Regions from separate parts of the Mus musculus genome. Here regions 2, 3, 4 and 5 are each linked to region 1. Evidence: chromatin loops called from intact Hi-C (ENCODE). Cell type or tissue: left cerebral cortex. All regions are shown on one strand.

Region 1 (5,000 bases):
AAAGAAACATTTTATATACATACATATGCATATATGAGGCTGTAGCTTGTAATTTGATTTAAAAAATATTAAAATGACTACACTTGGGCAAGACCACATTAAGGACCAATGCCTCAGAAATTAGGAAATTAGCAAATTGGGAAATTAGCAAAACCTTGCCCCATGGCTCAGATGGATGGCAAAGTCTTCCTCTAGTGGGAGTTAGACTGTTAGCCGTTTGTGTGAACACTAGCAACTGCAGCTTGCTCCTCCTGGTATTTGCAGCTAGAGACTGCTCTCTCTCCTACAGAGATGTCCTGGAAAACTAGCTAACCAGTGGTTCTCAACTGTCCAAATGCTGTGACATTTTAGTACAGTTCTTTAGGTTGTGCTGACCCCAGCCACAAAATTATTTTCATTATTACCTCATAACTATAATTTTGCTATTATTATGAATTATAATATAAATATCTGATATGTGACTCCTGTGAAAGGGTCATTTGTTTCCCAAAGGGGTCATAAGGTTGAGAAACACTGAGCTAAACCAATCCCCCATCCTCCTTCCCCGTTCATAATACACTCGCTGAGGTTCCTGGTTAGTGTAGAGTTGGTGCTGCTCTGTCAGTGTACACGCCCACCTAAGCCCAGCTTTTCTCCACATATGTCTGTGTGTATGTCCTTTCTTCATTCCCTCACTGCTGCTGGGTAGAGGCTCACACCTACCACACTGGCTAAAATGACAGCAAGTGTGCAGATATCATGGACTACCCTGACAGTGGGGACACAAAAACGGTGTGGTTCCTCAGGAAAACACTAAACACGCCACGACCATACGGCCCAGCATCTGTCATCCATCCCAAAGAAATGAGGCCATGTTCATGCAGAAACCCATTCAGAGGTTTATAACAGCTGCATCTCAGGCGGCCCCACTGGAACATGTCAGCTGTCCTTCAGTGGTGAGTTAATGAACACAGTGGGATACTACTCAGGAGGAAAGAGAAAGTAACTCATGCATACAACAACTGTGCTGAAGGAAAGAAGCCGCCCCCAGGCAATGCTCTCTTCTCCCTACCAGCATCTTAGAATAACAAATGCTACAGGAAGAACAGAGAGGCAGTTGCCAGGGGTAAGGATGGAGTTGGGGTAGAAGTGAATACGGTTAATAAAAGGGCAACACAAGGATCCTTGTAGGGACAGAAAGGCGGTGCTGCTTGACTGTGTCGCGTTAATATGCCAGATGTGACACTGCACCACTGTTATGTCAGATGCCACATTAGGGGAGACTGGCACACAGGATCTCTGATGTCATTTTTATAACTAGTATCACTTTAGTTTGTTTTCTGTGCCAATAGCACAACATCACTGTCTGGGTAAGTTAAAAGAAAAGAGCTTCATATTGGTTCACAGTTCTAGTGCAATGTTTAGAGGCCACATGTCGTGAAAGTGCAGGGCCCCAGATGGTAAGAGACAGAGACACCTGGCCAAGCTGGCCTCACAGCTGACCCATTCCTAGGAGGAGAAACTATTAAACATAGTTTTACCTGGTAGATGATAGATGCTATAAAGGCTCAAGTGAAATAAAATATGAAACAGCTCTTTATAAAGTTTAAAATATTATTTAAAGTTAATTTTGGCATTATTAATTCCTTTGTTTTTGTTTTTCTGAGACAGGGTTTCTCTGTGTAGCCCTGGCTGTCCTAGAACTTGCTCTGTAGACCAGGCTGGCCTCAAACTCAGAAATCCACCTTCCTCTGCCTCCAGGATGCTTGGGTTAAAGGTGTGTGCTGCCATTGGCATCATTAAATAGTAATATATGGTGAAAGAAGTGTGTATATCTTAGACAACAATCTAAACCCCCAAAGTTTGAAAACCTCTTAAATGTTCTACTTTCTTTTCTCTGTTTTTGAGACAAGGTTTCTACGTAGCTTTGGCTAGTCTGGGACTCACTATGTAGACCAGTGTGGTGGAGATCTGTCTGCCTCTGCTCCTGAGTGCTGGGATTCCAGGCGTGCACCACCACACCAGGCTAAGTGTCCTACTTTCTGGGTGCTAGATTTGCTACCTAGTTTTGGAACCAGTGCCAGACTTTACTAATTCTACAAAGAGCAATGGTGACCCCTAGAGGAGAACAACTGTAACTTCCACAGCAGAATGGAAGAAAATCCAAATGTAGATGTGAACAGAGTTCATTTCCAGGCTTCCCCTCTTGCACATCCCCAAGAGATAACTGCTTGGTGATGTATTCTTTCATGACTCACATAAAACAACAAATACAGAAAGTTCCTGTATATCCTTACCCCAGAATAAATTCCTTTCTATACCTCAATTTAGAGGTGAAACACAGGAGTAAGGAAACACTTTGAGGAAAGAAAAACATGCTGTTTGACTACTTATAACTTTTGGCTTATAAATCAGCCTTTTAAAATGCAAAGTGAGGGATGGAGAGATGGCTCAGCGGTTAAGAGCACTGACTATTTTTCCAGAGGTCCTAAGTTCAATTCCCAGCAACCACATGGTCACTCACAACCGTCTGTAATGGGATCTGATGCCCGTTACAGCCATCTGAAGACAGCTTCAATGTACTCAGATACATAAAATATATGAATAAATAAGTCTTTAAAATGCAAAGTGAAATAAAACTTTTATCTAAGCAATGAATGGAAATTGTTATTTTGATTTCAGAAAGAGGGATGATGGCAATTACCTAATTTTCAAAGGTTTATTCAATTTTATTTTATGTATATTTTGCCTGCATGTATGTTTGTGCTCCATGTGTATGCAGTATCTGTGGAGGCCAGAGATGGCACTGGATCTCTGAAACTGGAGTTCCAGGTGGTTGTGAGCCACTACGTGGGTGCTGGGCATTCAACTCTGGTTTCTTGAAGAACAGCCAGTTTCCTTAACAGCTGAGTTATCAGTCCATTTCCAGAATACTTTTAATACTTGGAACACACAAGCTTTTAGGTGATGAGTTCAATGAACTTGATGATACAAGTTACTCAGTATCACAGACACATCCATGATTTGAAAAGTGAACTACAGTACTTACAAATAAAATATATGCTGTACTTGGGTCTTCGGAGCTCCTGGATCAGATATTCCACATTCTCCTAGAAAACAAAGAATAAACAAAGCATGAGCAGAGGTGCTTCAGTGAAAGGGATAAGGAAGGGCTGGCAAGATGGCTCAGCAGAGAAGAGCATTTGCCGCCCTGTCCGATGTCCTGAGCTGAGTCCCTGCAATGCACTCGGTGGGAGGAGAGAACCGGCTCCCGAAAACTGTCCTGCAACCTCCATAATAAATGTAACTTTAAAAATTAGTAAGTACCGTGCCTAACAGTATGCTGAGGTCAAGATTGTACATGCAGTGGGCAATGAAGGCTGCAAACAAAAGAGCACACTAATCAGAATCTTGAACACTTTCATATATATAAGTATGCTAAATACAAGTTGTCAGTATTTTCTTGGTTAAATTAATGTAAAACTAAAGGACATATGTTGAAATATAACATAAAATTGCTACTAACTGCAAATCTACCTCAAGCTGTTTACCAATAAATTGTATTCCTCTAATCCAATTTCTTACTTACCAAAATGTGTGTAGTTCTTTAAAAACAAGAGAAAATATAGTTAAGTGTATTTACTTTGGCTTTTAACTTACTGAAGTCTCAGAGTCCACAACTACAGTGCTCATGAAGTATGTGTAAGTATCAGCCTGAGAGCCCTTCTATAATTACATTTTAAATTAAATTTTAAAAAATGATAATGCTGGGCATGGTGGCGCACGCCTTTAATCCCAGCACTTGGGAGGCAGAGGCAGGTGGATTTCTGAGTTTGAGGCCAGCCTGGTCTACAAAGTGAGTTCCAGGACAGCCAGGGCTACACAGAGAAACCCTGCCTTGAAAACAAAACAAAACAAAACAAAATGATAGAAGTTAAAAAAAAAATCAGTCCATTTAAGATTTAATTTTTTAATTGTGTGAATGTGTGTCTGTGTGCACACACAGCTGCCAGTGGAGGACAGAGGCATCAGATTCCACTTGGGCTCCAGTTACAGGTGGTTGTGAGCTGCCCAACACAAGGTGCTGGGAATCACACTGGAGTCCTCTGTAAGAGCAGTAGACAGTCTTATCTACTGAGACATCTCTTCTGCTCAGTTCTTTTTATACAGTCAAAACGTGAGAATTCTATCCACAGACCATTCTAACAGTTGGTCTGTTTTTTCATACCAGAATACATGATTAAAGTTCAAATTAAATCAGGTCTTTAAACTAAAATTTCTAAGGACAAAAAGGCTCGACTGCTTGATTGTATCCCTGTTAATATATTTTAAACTAAACACTTCAAAATTTGTTTAAATCATGCCAATAGTGTTAAAAATAATTTTAAGCAATGCACACTGCTACTGGGGGTGGTGCTGTACACAAACCCCAGCACTCACAAGGCAGAAACCAAGAGGATGTGGGTGTGAAATCAGCCTGGATGACACAGTCAGACCCTGTCTTGATAGCAAGCAAACAGGAATGTACCACGTCTACCCAATAGAGGAGGGGGAGTCACTATGTTATTGCTTACATTTAAACTACAGAAAAGTTATCTTCATAAACATGTATATCATGCCATTAAGAAATGTAGTTATTTGCATGTGTATCTGTGCAGGCATGTGTGTGTGTGTGTGTGTGTGTGTGTGTGTGTGTGTGTGTGTGTGTGCGCGCGCATGTACTGGGAGGCCAGAGAAGGGTTCTGGGTGTCCTTCTCTAGCACTTTCTGCCTATTCATTTGAGGCAGAGTCTCTCCCTAGGCTGAAAGCCAGCAAATTCCAGAGATCTGGTCTCTGCTCCCCTTGAACCTGGGGTTTAAGGTATATGGGGGATGCCCAGCTAGTTATGTGAGACTGGGATCTAAACTTTGGTTCACATAATTATGCAGCAAGTGACCCTGACTGCTGAGCCATTCTCCAGCCCCCTTTTGTTGCTGTGTGAGAGAGAATCTCATGCAGCCTGAGTGGGCCTTAAATGCGTA
Region 2 (5,000 bases), 87 kb before region 1:
TGTTTTGAAATGGGCATTAGACTCCTAAATGGCAGATGCCTGCAGGGTTGTATTGCTTCTGGAGGGTTTAGGAGTGAACCTTTCCCTGCCTTTTCTAGGCACAGCTCACATTTCTAAGAGGACTGACCCCTGAGCCCCTGACCCCTGACCCCGTCCTCTTTGAAAGTAGCCATCTTACCCCTCTGGCCTTGGCTCCATCCCCTTGTTTCCTTTTCTGCCCTGACTTCCTGTCTCCCTCTGTCTCTCAAAAAGAGACCTGTGACGGCATTGGCCCCAGACTTAGCCCACCTTGAGCTCCTTAACCCCACCTGCAATCCTTTCAGTCCAGTATGGTAACACAGGGTCTGGGAGACTGTTCCTTAAGAGAGAGACCAAAGGAAAAGTGCTATGGAATTAGCAATGAATATATCAGCTGATTTCTAGTTATGTGCTTAAGACATCTTCCAGATGTTTTATGATAACATTTAAGAATAAGTTGAACAATAAATTGTTCTGTTTTGGATTGAGAGACAAGGTTTCTCTGTGTAGCCCTCCCTGAAACTTGCTAGGTAGACCAGGCTGGCCTTGCGTTTACATAGCTCCACCTGCTGGAAGCCCGGGATTAAAGGTGTGCACCATCACAGGCCAGCAGCTTCGACTTTTATTTTATTTTATTTTTTTACTGCTCCAGTCAATGGAAGGGGACTTTATTTAGTCCAGGTCACTGGCCTGGAACAGGCTCCAGCTTTATTTGACCTTCTCTTGGGGCTCAGGTTGTTGGTATGGCCATACTTCTTGCGGCAGTTGACTGGGGGTGGGAGGTACAGGCATGCATAGCACCTATTGCAGATCATCTTGTCTTTTTTGTACTTCTGGGCAAGCTGATGGACAGCTAAATGATGCCACCGCACAGGCGCAGCATCAGGTGCAAGGTTCTGGAAGGTTTCTGGAAGTTGGACAGGGTGCGACCATCCTCTAGCTGTTATCAGCCCCTGCAGGTCAGGTGGAATGCCTTCCTTGTCTTGGATCTTGGCCTTGACATTCTCGGTGGCGTCACTGGGCTCGACCTCAAGAGTGATGGTCTTGGCCGTCGGGGTCTTCATGAAGATCTGCACGTTGGCGTCTGCTGCTCAGCCACCTCATTGAAGACAGAGAAGACAGCCCAGCTTGGACTTTAACATAGCTGGGAAAAGGTCCCGATGTCTCCAGTCAGAGCATGGCCTTCCACATTTCATTTTTGTTTATTTTTTTTATTTTTCCTTTTTAATGTGTTTGGGTGTTTTGCCTACGTGTTTGTCTGGAGAGGGCATTGGATCCCCAGGGACTGGAGTTACAAATGGTTGTAAGCCACTATGTGGCTACTGGCAGTCAAACCCAGGTCCTCGGTAAGAGCAGCCGCAGTGTTCTTAATAGCCTAGCCACAGTGGGGTGGTGGTGGCGCATGCCTTTAATCCTAGTAGCACTTGGGAGGCAAAGGCAGGGAGATCTCCGAGTTCAAGGCCAGCCTGGTCTACAGAGTGAGTTCCAGGACAGCCAGAGCTACACAAGAAACCTTGTCTCAGATGCCCCCCGCCAAAACAAAAACAAACAAACAAACAAACAAACACCCCCAAAAAACCAAAAAAACAGTCATCTTTCCAGTCCCCTTCTTCTTTTTTTTTTTACTCTAGCCAAGCCACGCACATTTCTAAGTTTGAGTTTTAAATGTATGTCCTAAACCAGCCCTTTAAAAGATAAAAGTCTAAAGACTGTGATTTGCTCTATAGTGTGTTCAGAAGATTGTCTAGTTGCATTTAATTAGAGAGAGAGAGAGAGGTAAGGCCAATAGAGACAGCCAGTAAAGCAACAGCTTCCGAAGTGGAGGCAGGGGGTGATCACAGCTGCTGGCCTGGCTAACTGACTCCATTTCAAGGTCCTGTGAACAGGAGCTTGCACCTGTACAACCACACCACTGAGTGACAGAGCACAAAATAGCGTTACATATGTGCACAGGGCACATAGCCTGTAATCCCAGCAAAGGAAGGCAGACAGGGAGATGAAGAATTTAAGGGTAGCCTTGGCTACATAGTGAGTCTGAGGCCAGCCTGAGCTACACGGGACCCTGCTTTAAAAAAAAAGAAGAGGTGGACGGTGCTGGAGAGATGTTCCTCCCAAAGGTTAAGAGCTTTGATGGCTCTTGCAGAGGATCCATGGTCAGTTTCTAGGACCTGTGCTAGAGCTCACAGCCGGCTGTAATTCCATTTTCAGAAGATTCAGCACTCCCTTCTTGTACACAGACACACATGCAGGCCATACACCTATATACATAAAAAAATTTAAAAACAAAAGAAGCCATGTATCTGCATAACATACATGAGTCACCCCTTCCCCATCTCTGCTACTCATATTTGGCCAGAAGAGCAAGCCACTTCCTAACCAGTGGTTTCCCAGGGTGACTTACTCCCTGGGGACCGTTAGTGATATGTCTCTTGATATTTTGGTTGTCACACCTGGCCTCAGTGGCACTGCACCTGGGAGGTAGATACCAGAGTTGCTGCTAAACATCCCACAACGGACAAGACTGCCTGTGGCATCATCAAGTCCTAAATGTCAGCTCTGTGAAGCTGGGGTGGGGGTGGGGGATGGGTTAGGAAGATGTGATTTGATTTTGGCAGACTTTCTCTTTGCTTTGATATTAGATAAAGGCGGGGGGGGGGGTAGCATTTAAGTTTTTATTATTAAAGTACAACACTAGAGGGCACTGCCTGCTCAAAAGTTGCAATTTTCTGTGCTGGTGGTGGGGTCTTAGCAGAAAACATGACTGACCCACCGGGAAATGGTTAAAGAGCTATGAAAAAGATGTAACTCCACAACAGTCTTAACAGGTACTGCATCTGAAGCCAGGAGGGGCAGAGCACCTTGTTTTTTGTTTTTGTTTTTTCTTTTTCCCTTTCTTCCTCTAATGATATCTTGGGAGCTTTTGCCAAAGGAAGGGGGAGGATCTCGCTGGATTTCACACACAGGAACACCCACGTCATTGGCACCTCCTCTGAGCAGGTGGTGGGAGGCACTGTTCCTGGGCTATCTGCATCCCTGGCAAAACTGCGAAGTCACATCTGGAGCAGGAGCCAGTTGGGCAGGCAGAGCTCAAGGCTGGTGAATAAAAACCTTTTTCAGAGGATCCAAGTTTGGTTTCCAGCAAGCAGACTGTCTCACAATTATCTGTTAACTCCAGCTCCAGGGCATCCCATGCAGTCTTCTGACCTCTGTGGTTTCTTCTAAGCACACATGCAGTGCACACAGACATACAGGCAGGCAAAACACTCATACACATAAAAAGTTAAAATCAATCTAAACCAGTTTGTCGCTTGAAGCCCTTCACTGTAAGAGGGTGCCCAGCAGGTCCTCTTGAGGTTCCGTCCAACTTTAAAAAATAAAACAATTGCTTTTTCTTTTCTTTCTTTCTTTTTTTTTTTTTGGTTTTTCGAGACAGGGTTTCTCTGTGTAGCCCTGGCTGTCCTGGAACTCCCTTTGTAGACCAGGCTGGCCTCGAACTCAGAAATCCGCCTGCCTCTGCCTCCCAAGTGCTAGGATTAAAGGCGTGCGCCACCACCGCCCGGCACACAGCTTTTTCTTTTAGTATCAGGTCCATAACTGAACAGGAAAGATTTTTCTTTTTCTCTTTTGAGACAGGATAGGCTTGGATTTATAAATTACAAATCAGTCTCTCGGGTTGACAAGATAGCTCAGCAGGTAAAGATGCTGGCTGATGAGCCTGACCACCTGAGCTCAATCCTAGGACCACAATGGAAGGAGAGATGGAGGGTCCCCCTGCAGGTTGTCCTCTGACCTTCTCAAGGGCACTGAAGCACAAGGCATCCATCCCAAATTAATAAACACAAAAACCCGTTCTTCCTCACATTAACTATATATTTCCTTTTATTTATTATTAAATACTTAAGACGTGGTACCAGATTCTGAGGATGGATTCCCATAAGTTGACATTCAACTTAACCTCTCAGCAACCCGATGGAAGCCCCTTATCTCCTAACCTCTGTGCCTCAGTTTCCCCTTCTCCGGTAGCATGGCACTTTTCTTGTCACCTGCTGCTGTGGTCCGCAGATTGACGGGTTTGGTGTGGAACATTTCCATGTGAGTTTTTCTACGTGTAGTTTGTATGTTAAATATACACAGTAGCAAAGAATTTGTGCATATTTTAAAACCTTACATAAGTGGCCTCATACTTGTTCTGTAATGTGAGTCCCCTTAGTCTTTGGCTTGTAAGATTTACCTGTGTTGATACACATAGCTTTGCTAATTGCATACCACCATTTTTGGTATTTGCATAATTGCTACTATGCAAATATGTCTAGGCCTAGGTGTCTTTTACATTTCTGAATAGCTTTTAAAAAAACAGTATTTTTTTGTGTGTGTGATATAAAACTAGTATTGGAGCAGAGACTGAAGGAAGGACCATCCAGAGACTCCCCCACTTGGGGATCTATCCCATAAACAACCACCAAACCCAGACACTATGGCAGATGCCAACAAGAGCTTGCTGACAGGAGCCTGATATAGCTGTCTCCTGAGAGGCTCTGCCAGTGCTTGGAAAATACAGAAGAGGATGCTCACAGTCATCCATTGGACTGAGCACAAGGTCCCCAATGAAGGAGCTAGAGAAAGTACCCAAGGAGCTGAAGGGGTTTGCAGCCTTATAGGAGGAACAGCAATATGAACTAGCCAGTACCCCTAGAGCTCCCTGGGACTAAACCACCAAAGAAAACACGTGGTAGGACTGGTGGCTCTAGCTTTATATGTAGCAGAGGATGGCCTTGTCGGTCATCAATGGAAGGAGAGGCCCTTGGTCCTGTGAAGGTTCTATGCCCCAATACAGGGGAATGCCAAGACCAAGAATGGGAGTGGGTGGGTTGGAGAGCAAGGGGAGGGGGATAGGGGATTTTTGGAGGGGAAACTAGGAAAGGGGATAACATTTTAAATATAAATAAAGAAAAAATCTAATAAAAAACTAGTATTGGGGCATG
Region 3 (5,000 bases), 170 kb before region 1:
ATTAATCAGATTATTACCTCTGTCAAAGCGACCCATCTTGAGTCCGTTCAGTAGGTCTGTGAGGGGCCGTATGAACCCTTGGAGTTCTTTACACTGTAGAAAAACAGCACAAGACTTTGAGACCAGCAGTGGTTTTTCTGCTGTGATGTAACTGGCAGGTCCTTGTCAACCAATTAGGTGTTTGCCACTGCACTATCTTTTCTGCTTTCTGTTACCTTTTGAGCAAAGAGCAGATCTCCCTCTGTAGTACATCCTTGGGTGTTCAGACTCGTCTCCTGTTCACCGTCTCTTGATCTCTTGACTTCAGATCCTTGCTGTTCCAGATGAGGTGCTGTATGTTGGTTACTAGAAACCCTGGGTCGATGTCTGCAGCGGATAGGGCCTGGACTGGGCCTGGAACCTCCTCTCTGACCCACAGTGTCTGGCCTGAGCTCATGGGTGCCCTTGCCCTCCCTCTCGTTATCAGAAGGGAAGCTAAAGTCACTGTTCACAGAGGACGTGGAAAATGATGGGGAGAGGGAGGAGGAGGAATAAGAAGAAACACTAGATGGAGAATCCATAGGTCCAGGAGCAGGAGAGGGGCTGAAGAGCAGCTCCCGTAGTACCAAAGATCAGAACCTGCAACTGAAAAGCAAAGCGAGGGAGTCTGAAATCAGAGTCAAAGAATTAGGAAAGGGACTGGGAGACTGGGGCATTCTAAACAGAGTAACATGGTTTTCGCTTTGTTTTATTGTTTTTCCGTTCTCAATAGAAACAAGAAAGAAAGGAAAAAAAAAAAAAACTTGCTCTTCCAGCCGCATTCAAAATCTAGACCGCCAGCCCACACAGAGCTCTTGACCCTACACAGCCTTTCTTCCCTTGGGTGAATAACCGACTTTACACCTTCCCCTCAGCCTGCAGTTCTGGGCTGTTCCCGGCCAGACCTCATAGGGAGCCTATCGACCTAAAAACGACACCCGCTAGAGGCTGCTCTGCGCACCAGAACCCACCTCAGGTCCCTAGAGTTCCGGCCCCATAGACACCCGGCTCCACCGCTTTCGCATCCTTCACCATCAGGTGCACTGCGCTGGTCAGTCTACGGTCGCGCCTGCCAGGTGATGCAATACCTCCCAACACCCCGATCTGCGGTCTTCCATGCCCACCCCATCCGGGTCGTCTTCCGGAGAGCGCTTGGCTCTCGTCCGCTTACCTGGGTCTGTCGGTTCAGCCCCGGTCGGTATGCAGCTTCTTCACTGTCTGTGCTGGTCTAGCCGACCCACCTCCGCCTCACTCTGTGGGTCCCGCCCCTTCCCCCTCCCAGACACGTGCGGTTCTGCACGTGCCTCCCCCTGCGTACACAGACCTTGTGCTCTCATTGGATAGCTTACCGGCAACACGTGACTCTAGATGCAGACGCTCACAGCCCATTTGCTACGGCACGCGGGGGCTCGGCCAATAGAGAGGCAGCCAAGTGGTGATTGGCTGGAAGGGAAGCAGTCCATGCTCCGCCCGTACATGCGGCTCCTCGGGTGATAAAAAAGGAGGATGGAAAAAAGTGAAAATTAAGGAAGGGGCGGAAAAGGGTGGAGCTCATAGCCTTAAATAGGACAGCACTGCGCGGGAGACGCACGGCTGGAGTGTACAGAGCGGGGCCGAGCCACGGAGGTGGCGCCTCGGGACGTGGGCCCCTCTGAGCGCCTCCGCGCACGGGCGCAGCACGTGGGAGCCCTCAGCAACTCGTGTCCGCAACGTGTGTGACAACGGACGTGTGACGCCGGGCATCCGTTCCCTTGTCGGCGGCTCGCCCTCGTGACTCCCCACTCTTTCATCCTCCCCTCCTCGCCACCAAGTTGGGTGCCTCCTGCCCTGCTGGGCGAGGAGGGTGGGGACTGCGGCTGGAACACCGCGTCCTCTCCGGGGCTCCCGCCGCGCAGCTTCTCCAGCCGGTTCTTACATAACTTGCCACGCACGTTCCCAGCTCGGATGCCAGCCCGCCAAGATTCTAGAGGTCATAGCCGAACTTGTCCCTGACTTTTCTGCCCCGGGCCCTTCGGACCCTTCACTCAGAATTCTCTGATTCTCAGTACTGGGAACAGAGCAGAGTAGATCTTTGCTCCTCAAGCTTATGGCTTTATCTGGCTTCAGTTTATTTGTTCCTGGGAGAAAACTGGGGAAACGTTGAGGAAGGAAAAAAGCGAGTCAAGAGTTTAGAGAGTCACCAACAGACCTTAGCATCCCTTGCACCAAGTCACTGTAAAAGGAAACGATGGCGAGGAGGACCCTGTCGACTGAAGCAGAGGAGTCGCAAGGGGGCACTCTAGTTCTGATTAGGGTCGAGAGAACAGACACTACCACCCCCCCACCCCCCCAGTCTTACTAAAAGAAAAGTTGGACAGGGATCTAAGTCATGGTTTGGAGAACGTGTGGTTATTTTAAATATGTTCTAATGCTTTTTTACTTATATTTAGCAATGTGGTTATTTTAGAAAAAGGAAAAGGATTTCTAAATTAAACCTCAGCACTGTTTCCCCAAACACAATTTCAAGACAATATCAAATAAAATATAAGTAATCTAGATGTGGTGGCTCATGCCTTCTGTAATCCTGAGGGATGGATGCAAGGAGATCAGTTCAAGACCAACCCGAGCCACATGGGACCCTCAGGAAAAGAAAAGAAACAAAAATAGAGTTAGAATTACAGTCTCAGAATGAACCTGTTATCTGTGATAGTCTCTGTTCTACTCTAAACTATGTATAGGGTATAATTCCTTCTAATTAGTTGATATCTAATTCCTTCCCCACCCCACCCCCCAAGACAGGGTTTCTCCGTGTAGCTCTGGCTGCCCTGGAATTCACTTTGTAGACCAGGCTTGCCCTCAAACTCAAAGATCTGCCTGCTTCTGGTTCCCTGCCTTGTAATTCTCTTTCTAATCTGCCCTTCATGCCGCTAAATCTTGGTGTACGTGTCAGTGTTGACTTTAGAACAGACTCTCATTAAGAAGTAGGCAAAATTAATTTTTTAATTTTTTTCTTAAAAGAATTATTTATTGTATATATATATATATGTGTACACTGTAGCTGTCTTCAGACACTCCAGAAGAGGGCATGAGATCCCATTACAGATGGTTGTGAGCCACCATGTGGTTGCTGGGAATTGAACTCAGGACCTCTTGAAGAGCAGTCAGTGCTCTTAACCGCTGAACCATCTCTCCAGTCCCAATTTTTTTTTAAAATTTTTCATCCAAATTCTTGCCAAAGAATTCTAGTCTGAAGAGTGATAGCGGCCTTCTCTCACCTGGGAAAGGGGGTGGATAGAAACAGGGTCAGGGGGGCTGGCCCAGTGTTTAAGAGAACACACTTTCGCAGAGGACCTAAGTTCCAGTCCCAGCACTCATGTCAGCTGGCTCACAAACCCCTGTAAACTCTCCCCCCAGAAACTCTGGTGCTTGTAGCCTGAGCGCCCATACTCATGTGCACACACCCCTCCCTGCACACACACATAATTAAAAACAGTAAATCAAAAAACCAAGAGCAGGAAAGCAAGGAAGTCTCTTTGCTCCCGTCTCTATGCAAACGCCACTGATTTCAGGTTCTAAGGTGGATTCTCCATTCTTCATGCCTCCTTCCGCCTCCTGCTGAACTTTGCCTCTTGGCTCTACAGGGTTGTAGGACACACCCATTTTGACCTCTGGCACCTGCTATAACTTCAAACCTGGGCAGAATAGAACCAGCTCTGATTTTCCAGGCTTGTTGGGAGTTTGGAAAAGGCTTCTCCATTTAGCCTGCTTCTCTCCTAGGAGGAGGTCTTAAAAGTCTTGCCAGATCCGAATAAAAGAATGACATCACAAAAGTCTTTGCTTCAACATCTTTCAAAATTTTCAAGATCAGCTAATTAGATATTTCTAAAGGTGATCCTGCTTCCTTCTTTTCGTATGAGAATTGATGTCCAGGTTGGAAATACAAGCAAAAGGTAACTGGTAAGAATTACTTTATAGCACCCCACCAAGGCCAGTGGCTGCCCTCTTACCTTCTACATAAAATGTACCCCTCCTTGAAGGAGGGTCCATAACAGAAAGCAGGACACAGGACTCTGCAGCGTGGACATGGCATCATTCTGATTTGGACTCTGCTAAAACACCCCCCACATACACACACATAGGTCATTGTCACCTTTCCAGCAGTCCCATCCCCTCTCCAGGAAGACAATCTCTTTACACTAACCCCTTTTTTCTTTACCTGTGGTCTCAAAGGAGAGTCTGCCCGCCTCCCTATCACAATAAGAATTCTTCCTACTTGGGAGGCCACAACTCTCAATAACATTGCATTTTTTTACCCTTTGTAGGCATGACTTTGTATTAGATGTTTTTCAGGGACAGAATAAATGAGACTTAGTTCCTGGGCTTAAGTGGGGCTTGCCATCTATAGAGAACCTACCACACATTTCCCAATGTGTGTGGGGTATTTACTGCTTGCCAATCTTACTGGATCCTCCCACTTGTGTTCAATTGCATGTGTGCTGCTCTTTGGTTCTTTTGCCCTTTTTTTTTGTTTGTTTTTCGAGACAGGGTTTCTCTGTGTAGCCGTAGCCCTAGCTGTCCTGGAACTCACTCTGTAGACCAGGCTGGCCTCGAACTCAGAGATCCCCCTGCTGCTGCCTCAAAGCCATGTGCACCACTTCATGGGCCTTCCTTACTCTTGAGATGTTTTTTTTCCCTTACAGTCCAGGCTGGCCTCTAATCAGAGGTCAACTGTCTCTGTCTTGCAGTCGTAGACACCTCACCCAGCTTACACTCCGTACTCATTTATTCCACAAATCTAACTTTCTTTTAACAACTCAAACTACATTCTTGGGGGCATCCATGCCTCTTCCTCTTCGGGCTCTCAGTAGCTTTTGATTGATCATATCAAGCTTTCGCTCTTCTAGTCCCTATAACTCAAACTTGGCTGTCTGCCTGCCTCTTCCATTTCCTTGGTTGACTTATCTGCCTCCGCTGACTTAGGCATTGGCCTTTCCACTTTCACA
Region 4 (5,000 bases), 52 kb before region 1:
TGTAAATATTATACTGGATCATTGTATTTAGTCCTTACTGTCACATGAGGAAGGCACTAATTATCTTCACTTTATGGAGGAGGAAACTGAGCCAGCCACAAAAGACGATTATGTCCAGTATTGGTTATATAAATGTGACAAATCTGAAGGATGCTAAGGAATACTTATCAACATATAAGTTAAGGGGTTCAGCAGTCAAGTGTGCTTGCGGCTCTTGCAGAGCCCCTGAGTTCAGTTGCCAGCACCCACACTGGACAGGCTCTAACTCCAGCCCAGGGAGATCAGATGTCCTTTTCTGGTTTCAAGGACAATCACACCAGCATGTGCACACATACATACATGAACATGAGCATGATTATCTGAGGACACTGATTTCTATCACTGCTTCAGGAGAGGCAGACCAGAGCTTTCATCTGCCCGCATAATTAAACATGTCCAGATACAGGCTGTGCCTTCATTGTTTGTCTGACATCATCTCGAGTCTTCACCTTATGAATTCCCATGAATGAGCCTCAAAGAAACCAAACAATATCCCTTACATCTCTGCAGATAGATTCTTATTGCAACCCCACATGGGTTCTCAATGCTACAGCAAATGGCTCTAAAAAGAAATGAGCATGAGGGATGAGGTAAGGGGACAGGGGGCTGTGTCCCCCGAGTCTTGGTCCTGGAACCCTGACTGGGACAGAGGAAAGAACAGACACAAATACCGGTCTAGAAAAGCCAGGGCCAAGCCAGGCTGTGGTGGTGCATGTCTTTAATCCCACTTGGGAGGCCAAGGCAGGCGGATTTCTGAGTTCGAGGCCACTACTATAAAGTGAGTTTTAGGACAGCCAGGGCTATATAGAGAAAACTTGTCTTGAAAAACCAAAAGAAAAAAAAAAAAGAAAGAAAAAAGAAAAGAAAAGACAGGGCCAGATGGGCTGTCTGTACTCTGATGGGCAACCTGGGGCCTCTGTGCACTTATGTACAGCCCAGGGGGGGGAAGTTAGTTGGTCTTGGTAGGTGGTGTCTGTCTGTAGGGGGGCAGTCTCAGGCTGGTCTTGGTAGGTGGTGTCTGTAGGGGGGCAGTCTCAGGCTGGTCTTGGTAGGTGGTGTCTGTAGGGGGGCAGTCTCAGGCTGGTCTCGGTAGGTGGTGTCTGTCTGTAGGGGGGCAGTCTGAACCTGATCTGGGAGAAAGGCTTTGCCAACTTTACAAAGGTCTGATACCATGGTCCTTAACATGGCTGGCTCATGTCAGAACTTCACTTGTTTAGGATATCAAGAGAAGTCAGGACCTAAGTGATGGTACCGCGTGCATCACATGGCTTTCTGAATCCCTCTTATCTCTGACAACACATTTCTCATATACTACCTCAACAGAGCCCATCAAACACTGAAGCCTGTGCTGTCAAATACACAAAGAGTGTGTTTATTCCATACACAATCACAAGTGGGTCGGGGTGGGCTCATCGTCGGCTCGCAGTCCCGGGGTCTGTTCCAGCAGTCCAGGAATCGGGGTTACCTGGAGTGAGTCAGAGCAAACACAAGGGCCAGCCCCAAAGCCCCTGGTCAGCAGGGAAGGGCCGAGGCAGGTAAGAGGAGGCCATGACATTCTCGCCGCTCTCCACTGCCATCTCATCTTCTGTTTGCTGACCTTGAGGTGGCCTGCGAGCTCTCCCTGCTGCGGCTGTGCAGCCCAGAAGCCAGGACTTCCTCTAGGAAGCTGACAAAGAGACTTCAGGTTATTTGGCAGAAAAGCAAAAGCCTCACCAAAGCAGAGCAGCCCTCACGGCTGTGACCTGGTAAGAAACATGAATAGAGCTGGAGAAGTCCTGGTCGATACCATGTGCCGAGTCCGACTGGCGGATAGAACGTCCTGCCCAGGAGGACAACGCCTTTGTGCACATTAGTGCGTTTTCCTTTTCTGGGCCTGGCGCTCACTGTGTGATGCAGGCCGGTGTCACACAGCCTTTTCTCTAAGTGACAAGATCCTAAGTGCAGCTGCTATGCTAGGCCATGTGCCAGAGTGTTTGTGTAGAGGTCAGAGGTACAGCTCAGGTCATCAGGCTTCGCAGCAGGTGTCCCTACCCACTGAAACTGTAGAAAGAAGGTATGGGACCCCAGATCTTTTAAAGGCAAGGTTTTATATAGTACCTTAGGACAGTGGTTCTCAACTTTCCTAAGGCCGTGACCCTTTAATACAGTTTGTTGCTACTTTATAACTAATTTTGCCACTGTTATGACTCACAATGCACATATCTGGTATGTAGGTTATCTGATATGTGCACGCCCCCCAGGCTGAGAACCACTACCTTAGGACCATGTTACATTAGTACAAATTACATATATTTTCTTAAAATGCAGATCTTATCCTATTGGGTATGCTTTCCTCTTTAAAATCTTTCTAAAAAGCCTTTGTGTGTGTATGATGTGTGTCACAGCATGCTGGATAAATGAATTAGTTAAAGTTGCTGCTCCCTGGCGACAGGGGCTTCTGGCTAACATTAGGGTTATTTTGATGGCATTTGTAAGCATGCTCTGTGGTGACGAAGGATGGGAAGTACCTCACCCTGCTTCATAGGTCAGAGCTGGGAGACGCAGGGGCGTGGAGGATTTAAACTCTAAACTCCATTAGAGACAAAAAATGGGAAGGAGGAGAGGCCATGGCATTGCCTTCTACTGAAACACAGCTGCCTCCTTTCCGTGTGGCCCCCTTTCTTTCACCCATCAGACTGGCAATGCTGGAGGGGCTGAGTCAGGGTCAGGAGGATGCAACACTGCCATCTGGGAAGGAAACAGTCCCCAGCAGTGGTTTCCAGCAAGGAGGAAGCGGCTGGCTGCCCCATTGGAGCTCGTCAGGTGATCTCTGCTCATTTTCAACTCTAGTACGAAGGGAAAAGAACTCGCTAAAATTATACAGAATGTTCCTCCCATGTAGATCAGTAAGACCACACATTCCTGACTGCAAAGAGAAAACACGGTATTTGCCAAACCTAATTTTGTTTCCCAGAGCTATTGTGACTTTTCAAATATCTATTTAGGGACTTTGATGACTCACAGCTCAGAGTACTTAAAAATTATGGGCAACGAACATATTGGTAGCTGCATCCTAAATTTAGACTGTGTTTAAAAACAATGAGACAAAAAGAATGGCTTGTCTAGATTTCTAAAAAATCAATCTCACCTAAAAACAAACTAAAATATCTCTTGTGGAGCTAGGATCCAATCCAGTTCAGTTAAATTTATTTTAACAAACATTTACTGTGCATGACTGGACTGCACTGAACTACATGTGCGCAGGACCACAGCTATGAGTCCTACCTTAAGAGAGAGCCAGATGCACAGCACATCTGGGCAGGGTGTAGCACAGACACTAGGATTGGAGTCAACATGCTGGCTGCTTGGAGTGGGTTGGCCAGGGTGCTGCCCAGCTCTAAAAATGGATAGACTGAGAGGGCCTCACTCTTAACTCAGAAAAGCAAACCCTGAAAATTCTTGAGTCTACACAAAAAAGTAGGTGCTGGGCCAGAGAGGTGGCTCAGCGGTTAAGAGCACTTCCAGAAGACCTGCTCAGTTCCCAGCACCCCCACGTGGCTCACAAACATTTGTAATTCCAGTTCCAGGGCATCTGATGGCCTCTGCAGGCACCAGGGATACATATGCACACATGCACGCATGGAGGCAAACTCTCATAAAGTAAAAAGAATTCTTTTTAAAATGCTTGTATCATCTTTAGTTTTTAGTCTCTGGTGACAAACCAGAAACCAACACTCACAGCATTAGTGTTGTGTTAATTATTAAGGTAATTGCTTTGAATAACTGTTCCCAGACTATACTTCAACAATGCGCATATGTATGTCCATATCTAATTCATCGTCCTATAGTCCACAGGCAGACGTTTACACGTGAGGCAGGATGGACGGAGGGAAGCTGGTTTGTGGGGCCTGACTGCTAAGACGCATGCACTGACGGCTGGTGAGGTGGCTTTGTGGGAGAAGGTGTGTGATGCCAAGCCTGATGCCCTGAGTCCGAGCATTGGATGCCCGTGGTGGCAAGGGAGAACCAGTGCCCACAAGTTGTCATCTAATGTCCATTAGTGTCCATGGTATGCACACCCCTTCCATATATACACTAAATATGTGCAATATAAAAACAGAATATGTAGTTTTTATGTCTTTTTGTACCATGTAAGAAGAAATAGCCTTAAGCCAAGTGTGGTACACACTGGATTCCAGCACTTGGGAATTCTCTATTTTCCTGGAAGCCTTTGTACTTTCCTGCCTCCAAGTTCATATTATTTTATTAACTTAATTCTTTGCATATCTCCCAAATTATATGAAAATAAATACTCCAAAAGACATGTTACATTTATTTTGTATTCTTGCATGTTCCTAGGAATTATAATCATATTCTAATTTGAGAGATACAGGCTTCTTTAATTCCCTGGGTGGAGCCTGGGATCATTGAAGAAAGGCGCATCCTCCCCCTTTTCTCTCCTGCATCAAGCGCTAGCTCACAGTCACTGTAAGCATCACTTATGCTCACAAACAATAGAATCATGTGCCAATAAATACTCTTGCCTCATATTTCTTTCTCCTTGAAAGAAACAATAGCAAAATAGGTAAAACAACAACAACAACAACAACAACAACAACAACAGCAACAACAGCAAACCTGTTGAAATTACTGGGTGGCCAGGAAATGTGACATAGCACTGAGAGCCGAGTGAGCAGGGTCAATGATGCAGATAAATCACAGAGGCAAGGCTCACAAGGAAAGTATAACATCACTTTTGTCGTGACTCAAACTGAGCAAAACTGAACATGTTGTTTAGAAGTCCATGGCCAACGGATAGAGATGCACTGTTCTGTGTTAAAGCAAGGGAAAGACGAGCGTTGTAACCAGAGAGAAGCACGTGGGTGCTGGGCAGCACTTCATCCTTGAGTTAGGCCAACAGTTCGAGTGGTCACTGCAGCGTGCTTTCTATTTCCTTTTCTAAATATCTAGTGAAAAACCCC
Region 5 (5,000 bases), 190 kb before region 1:
TTTTGGACTGGTAGTGGTGGTGCATGTCTTTAATTCCAGCATTTAGAGACAGAGGTAGACAAATCTCCGAATTCAAGGCTAGCCTGGTCTACAGAATGAGTTTCAGGACAGCCAGGGCCTCAGAAAGAAACCCTGTCTAGAAACAACAACAAAACAAACAAAACTCTTAGAAGAAAACAGAGTTTGTCTTCATGACACTGGATTTGGCAATGAATTCTAAGATGTGATACCAAAAACAAGGGCAACAAAGCAAACTGGACATGGAAAACTTCTGCCATTTGGCTGGGTGTGGTGGCAGATGACAGTAATCCTAGTCCTTGTGAGGCTGAGACAGGAGGATGGCCACTTTCAAGCCAGCCAAAGTCCTGTCACAGCAAACATCAAAGGAACCTACCACAGGATAAAAAGACAACCCACAGTGGGAGGCAACATCTACATGTCAGGTTCCTAAGGAAAGACCTGTCAACTCAGCAGTGAGGACCCCCGCCTAAGGACTTGAATGCTTCCTCAAAGGAGGAACAGTAAACTCACAAGAGGGCTCAAGGCATTAGCCACTAAAAAAGGGACAAGCCTGGAATCTCAACTGGAGAGGACAAGGCAGGTAGAGTACAAGTTTGAGGCCAGCCTGAGCTAAGTCCCTAAATCAAGAATGAATAAAAACAAAAAGTGAAGGCTAGAAATCAATGTGTTACACCACAAGGGGGTGATGTTTATCCACTAGCCCTAAATTCTGTCCCTTGAAACTGTTATGCTCAGAGGGTAGCATCCTGGGATGGGTGGCTAGCCCTCCTGCCTCTTCTCTGCCAGTCTTCTGCAGATGCTGGTGCCAACGCCCCGGATACTAGAGGTGCGTCTGTATGGAGACCAAGAAAGGAGGAAGCAGATGTCAGCAATGAAGGACTAGCAGGTTTTCTCACTGGGGTCAGAATGCTGCCATGGGAAGGCGCTGACACTGGGCATCGCCAACAAATTGAGTACATGCAGGACAGAAGCTCAGCTCCAGCAGGAATTACAATTATGCACAGGCCTATTAACAACTTGCTGGCCTGGACCTAAAGCAGGGGCCCTAACACGAATGACACAGCCCCTGTGCTGACATTGACACTATGTCTCACTCTGAGCCCTTCCCCCTACACACACCTCTTTCCTCTTATGATTCATTTACTGCTTTACCATCCATCCAGGGCACTTGTGCTCCCCACCCCACCCCCCATCAAGATTCAAGGACAGAAACAGGAGTTAGCATTGTAAGGTCTGTTCCTGGGATTCTTTTGAGTCTAGTTTAGTAGTATTTTAGGAGACTTCATTAAGAACACATACATACTACTCAAAGGGCAGACAGAGAAGGGCAGTTCAGTGAAGAGTAACATCTGCATTTCCGGTGAGAGTTGTTTTTGGGACTCATAACAATTGGATAGGAAATGTAGGATTTTTTTTTTACAGTTGGAAACTTTCCTTGCCTCACCTGGACTCAGAAAAGGGGGTTTAAAATTCTAAAACCACGGGCTGGAGAGGCTCAGAGGTTAAGAACACCGGCTGCTCTTCCAGAGGTCCTGAGTTCAATTCCTAGCAACCACGTGGTGGCTCACAACCATCTATGAGATCTGGTGCCCTCTTCTGGCCAGCAGACATACATGCAGGCAGAATGCTGTATACTAATAAATCTTTAAAACAAAACAAAAAAAAAACAACAAAAAACCTCGCTGGGCGGTGGTGGCGCACGACTTTGATCCCGGCACTTGGGGGGGCAGAGGCAGGCGGATTTCCGAGTTGGAGGCCAGCCTGGTCTACAGAATGAGTTCCAGGACAGCCAGGGCTATACAGAGAAACCCTGTCTCGAAAAACCAAAAAGAAATTCTAAAACCACAGCAATTTAGCTGGGTGGGGTGGTACACACCTTTAATCCCAGCACTCAGGAAACAGGCAGGTGGTTCTCTGTGCATTTGAGGCCAGCCTGGTTACAGAGATTCAAAAACAAGAAAAAGCCACCAAAAAAATAAATAAATAAATAGTAACAAAACAGTAATTTAACCAAGTGTACAGCTCAGTAGTATTAAGTCCATTCACATATTCAATGTTTGCCTAGCATGTATGTCTGTGTGCCATGGATATATATGGTGCCTATGGGGATCAGAAAAGGAATTCCCTTGGGGTTTGACTCACAGACAGTTGTGAGCCACAAGGGTATGTGTACTATATTCATGAAGTACCCAAAGAGGCCAGAAGATGGCGACAGACAGTTGGAACTGGAGTTTCAGAGTCCTGTGTCACCCATTAGGTGTTGGAACTCAACTAAGTCCTGTACAAAAGAGAAGCAGCGCCCTTAACTGCTGAGCCATCTCTCCAGCCCTAATATTTTCTTTCCTTCTCTCTCTCTCTCTCTCTCTCTCTCTCCTTCCTTCCTTCCTTCCTTCCTTCCTTCTTTCTTTCTGGCACCATGGTTTCTTGAACTTTCCCAAATCTTTATAAACAGAAACTCTATCATTACATGTATCTTCTGATTGGCCCCTCTCCTAGGCTAGCAACAAATATTACTGCTCCTATTCCATTTTTTTTATTCTTTCTTTTCTTTTCTTTTTCTTTTTTTAAGATTCATTATTATATGTAAGTACAGTGTAGCTGACTTCAGACACACCAGAAGAGGGCATCAGATCTCATTATGGGTGGTTGTGAGCCACCATGTGGTTGCTGGGATTTGAACTTAGGACCTTTGGAAGAGCAGTCAATGCTCTTAACCGCTGAGCCATCTCTCCAGCCCTCATTCTTTATTTTCATTTTAATCAAAGACGGGGTCCGCTGTGGACCAATAAGACAGCTTCTGTATGTCCAAGCCTTCTTGTTCACCTGTGATGGAGTTTTTATTATAGAGAAAAGTAACAGAACTTGGCTGGATAAAGAAAGGAGTTGGACATGGGTGTGTGGGTGCCTAGCCCCAAGCCTCAGCAGCCCAGCCACGGGTCTGCACGGTTCTTTCGCATCAAGAAGTTAATCTTTCGAGCCATTTCCATGTTGTAGATCCTCCGGCATGTTTCATAGCTCTCCCGCTGGCGGCGGCGGCAAGGCTTCTCATAGTAGCGTCGTCGACTTATGACTTCGGTAAGCCCATCCGTGGTGAGGATTCTGTATAAAGGCAGGTGATGAAGTCAGATGCTGTTCGTCATCACTGTTCCTTACCAGTTTCACTGCCCATCGGAAGTCAAGAGGCAAAAATAACTTGTGTTTGAAAATGATGGTGGTGACAACATAACACTGACTGCTTTCTAGAGGCTGCAGTAAGACCCCGTGAGGTAAATTTAAAAAGCAGCCATAGTGCTTACCCTGGAGCTACGCTCTCTCTTTGACTCCCTCCACACACCACGCCCACGGTGTAAGACAGCCTCTGAGGGTCAGTGGTTCCCGGTGCAGTGCTTTCCAGTCACGGGAGGGGAAGCACACGTGAAGCCTGGCGTGTGGTGGCGCATGCTTTTGATCCCAGAACTCAGGAAGCAGAGGCAGATGGATCTCTGTGAGTTGGAGGCCAAGCAGAGCCACATAGAGAGACCTTGTCCCACAAAACCAAAACCAAACGAAAACAACCACAACTGAGGCAAACTATTTGTAATTAAAACAAAACAAAACAAAACTCAATGGAGTGACCCCTAGTTGATTCTTAGTGAAAAATGTAGCTCCCTCTTCTTTGTATTTGAGAACTGGTAGGGTGGTGTACACGGCTATCAGCCCAGGACCTGGAGGCTGATGTAAGAGGATAGTTTCAGATGACCCCTTAGAAAAAAAAAACAACTGATACAACTTAAGTCTGAGCAATTGTGGGGCTCCCTAAACACAGGCCCTCGTCATAGCCAGGACACAAAGGAGAGCATTGCAACAGCCTCACTCACCATTTCCCATGTCCCACATGCTCTAATCACACAACTGTGTGTCATGAGTGTGTAGGTGCTGGCAGAGGTTAGGGATCTGCCCTAGGTGTTGTTCCGCAGGCTCACCCCCTTCCTTCTGTAAGGATCTCATTGGCCGGGAGAGCACCCAGCGATTGGGCCAGCCTAGACAACGACAGGGGAAGAGCTGGGTGGGGCTTTTCATCCGGGGGAGGGGGGTGGGGGGAGAAAACACAGGCCAAGGAGATGGAGCATCGGGGCATCATCTCAGTACCTAAGCATTTCCTTTCTCTTTAGTGCTGGAGATGAAACCGAGAGCACTGATAAGCAAGACGGAGGAGCACAACTTTAATCCCAGCACTTGGGAGGCAAAGGCAGGCGGATCTCTGAGTTTGAGACCAAATTGATTTACACAGTTCCAGGCTAGCCAAGACTACACAGTGAGACCCTGTCTCAAACAACTAAACAAAATAAATAAATAAATAAATATTAAAAACGATTAAAAACAGGCTGTGGGCTGGAGAGATGGCTCAGTGGTTAAGAGCACTGACTGTTCTTCCAGAAGTCCTGAGTTCAATTCCTAGTAACCACGTGGTGGCTCACAACCATCTGTAATGGGGTCTGATGCCCCCTTCTGGTGTGTCTGAAGACAGCTACAGTGTACTCACATACATTAAATAAATAAATCTTTTTTAAAAAATTAAAAGCATAGATTAGGCTGGAAAGATGGTTGAGTTGACACTGGACCTGAGTTCTAGTGCAAGAATCCAGGTAAAAAGGCCCCCACTTGTAATCCCAGCACTGGAGGAGGAGCTAGACCAGCCAGCCTAGAACGCACACACACACACACACACACACACACACGCACGCACGCACGCACGCACGCACGCACTCCCTCCACCACAGCAGAAGCACTCATTCAACTTCATCTCTAATAGGCAAGGATGTAGGTCAAGCTTTGTAGCAGAATTAAGTATGGTGCTGGTGGTGTAACTCAGTTGTTACCTGGTTTCATCCCCAGAACCCCTTAACCCAGTGTGGTGCCAGCACCTGGGGAGGCAGGAGTTCAAGTCATACATGGCCAGCCTAGGATACACGAGACCCTGTCTCAAAAAACCCCTAAAA

What was found. Hi-C counts contacts between places; a loop is a spot of excess contacts. Peaks named below come from ENCODE experiments on the same cell type or tissue, not always from the same donor. Only the 100,000 strongest peaks of a DNase experiment are listed, where the experiment ranks them.
Region 2: a loop joins it to region 1, with 7 times the contacts of the local background. A loop is called at or near these places in 41 of 42 quality-filtered maps.
Region 3: a loop joins it to region 1, with 2.4 times the contacts of the local background. A loop is called at or near these places in 10 of 42 quality-filtered maps.
Region 4: it touches region 1 in a loop (2.0-fold over the local background); 9 of 42 quality-filtered maps call a loop at or near these places.
Region 5: a loop joins it to region 1, with 7 times the contacts of the local background. A loop is called at or near these places in 16 of 42 quality-filtered maps.

What each region holds. Positions count from the first base shown.
Region 1 is chr3:96,050,011-96,055,010 of GRCm38, forward strand. It overlaps Vps45 (vacuolar protein sorting 45), which reads right to left. Exons shown (of 15, transcript NM_013841.3): 3 at 3,029-3,089. Among named protein-coding and RNA genes, the nearest start is that of Vps45, 5.9 kb to the right of the region's middle. In left cerebral cortex, a CTCF peak has its summit at 2,119 (motif pointing left); DNase peaks (open chromatin) are centred at 685 and 2,045; H3K27ac peaks cover 429 bases.
Region 2 is chr3:95,963,295-95,968,294 of GRCm38, forward strand. No RefSeq gene overlaps it. Among named protein-coding and RNA genes, the nearest start is that of Gm9054, 20 kb to the right of the region's middle. In left cerebral cortex, CTCF peaks have their summits at 609 (motif pointing left) and 2,741 (motif pointing right); DNase peaks (open chromatin) are centred at 592, 2,996 and 4,525; H3K4me3 peaks cover 218 bases; H3K27ac peaks cover 228 bases.
Region 3 is chr3:95,880,966-95,885,965 of GRCm38, forward strand. It overlaps Ciart (circadian associated repressor of transcription), which reads right to left and starts at 1,263. Exons shown (of 6, transcript NM_001033302.2): 1 at 1,190-1,263; 2 at 216-624; 3 at 18-93. The coding sequence starts at 560. BC028528 (cDNA sequence BC028528) reads right to left here. Exons shown (of 6, transcript NM_153513.4): 5 at 4,005-4,106; 6 at 2,980-3,272. The coding sequence ends at 4,008. All of the region lies in intron 1 of C920021L13Rik (RIKEN cDNA C920021L13 gene), which reads left to right. In left cerebral cortex, CTCF peaks have their summits at 963 and 2,268 (motif pointing right); DNase peaks (open chromatin) are centred at 351, 1,412 and 2,252; H3K4me3 peaks cover 2,132 bases; H3K27ac peaks cover 2,591 bases.
Region 4 is chr3:95,998,447-96,003,446 of GRCm38, forward strand. Vps45 (vacuolar protein sorting 45) reads right to left here. Exons shown (of 15, transcript NM_013841.3): 15 at 1,386-1,705. The coding sequence ends at 1,618. It also overlaps a transcript of Plekho1 not described here. Among named protein-coding and RNA genes, the nearest start is that of Plekho1, 5.1 kb to the left of the region's middle. In left cerebral cortex, no CTCF peak of the experiment used is centred here; DNase peaks (open chromatin) are centred at 2,028, 2,969 and 3,369; H3K27ac peaks cover 2,953 bases.
Region 5 is chr3:95,859,813-95,864,812 of GRCm38, forward strand. It overlaps Mrps21 (mitochondrial ribosomal protein S21), which reads right to left. Exons shown (of 3, transcript NM_001355759.1): 3 at 2,822-3,120. The coding sequence ends at 2,940. Among named protein-coding and RNA genes, the nearest start is that of Prpf3, 6.4 kb to the left of the region's middle. In left cerebral cortex, CTCF peaks have their summits at 709 (motif pointing right), 1,596 (motif pointing left), 2,217 (motif pointing right) and 4,519 (motif pointing left); a DNase peak (open chromatin) is centred at 2,226; H3K27ac peaks cover 84 bases.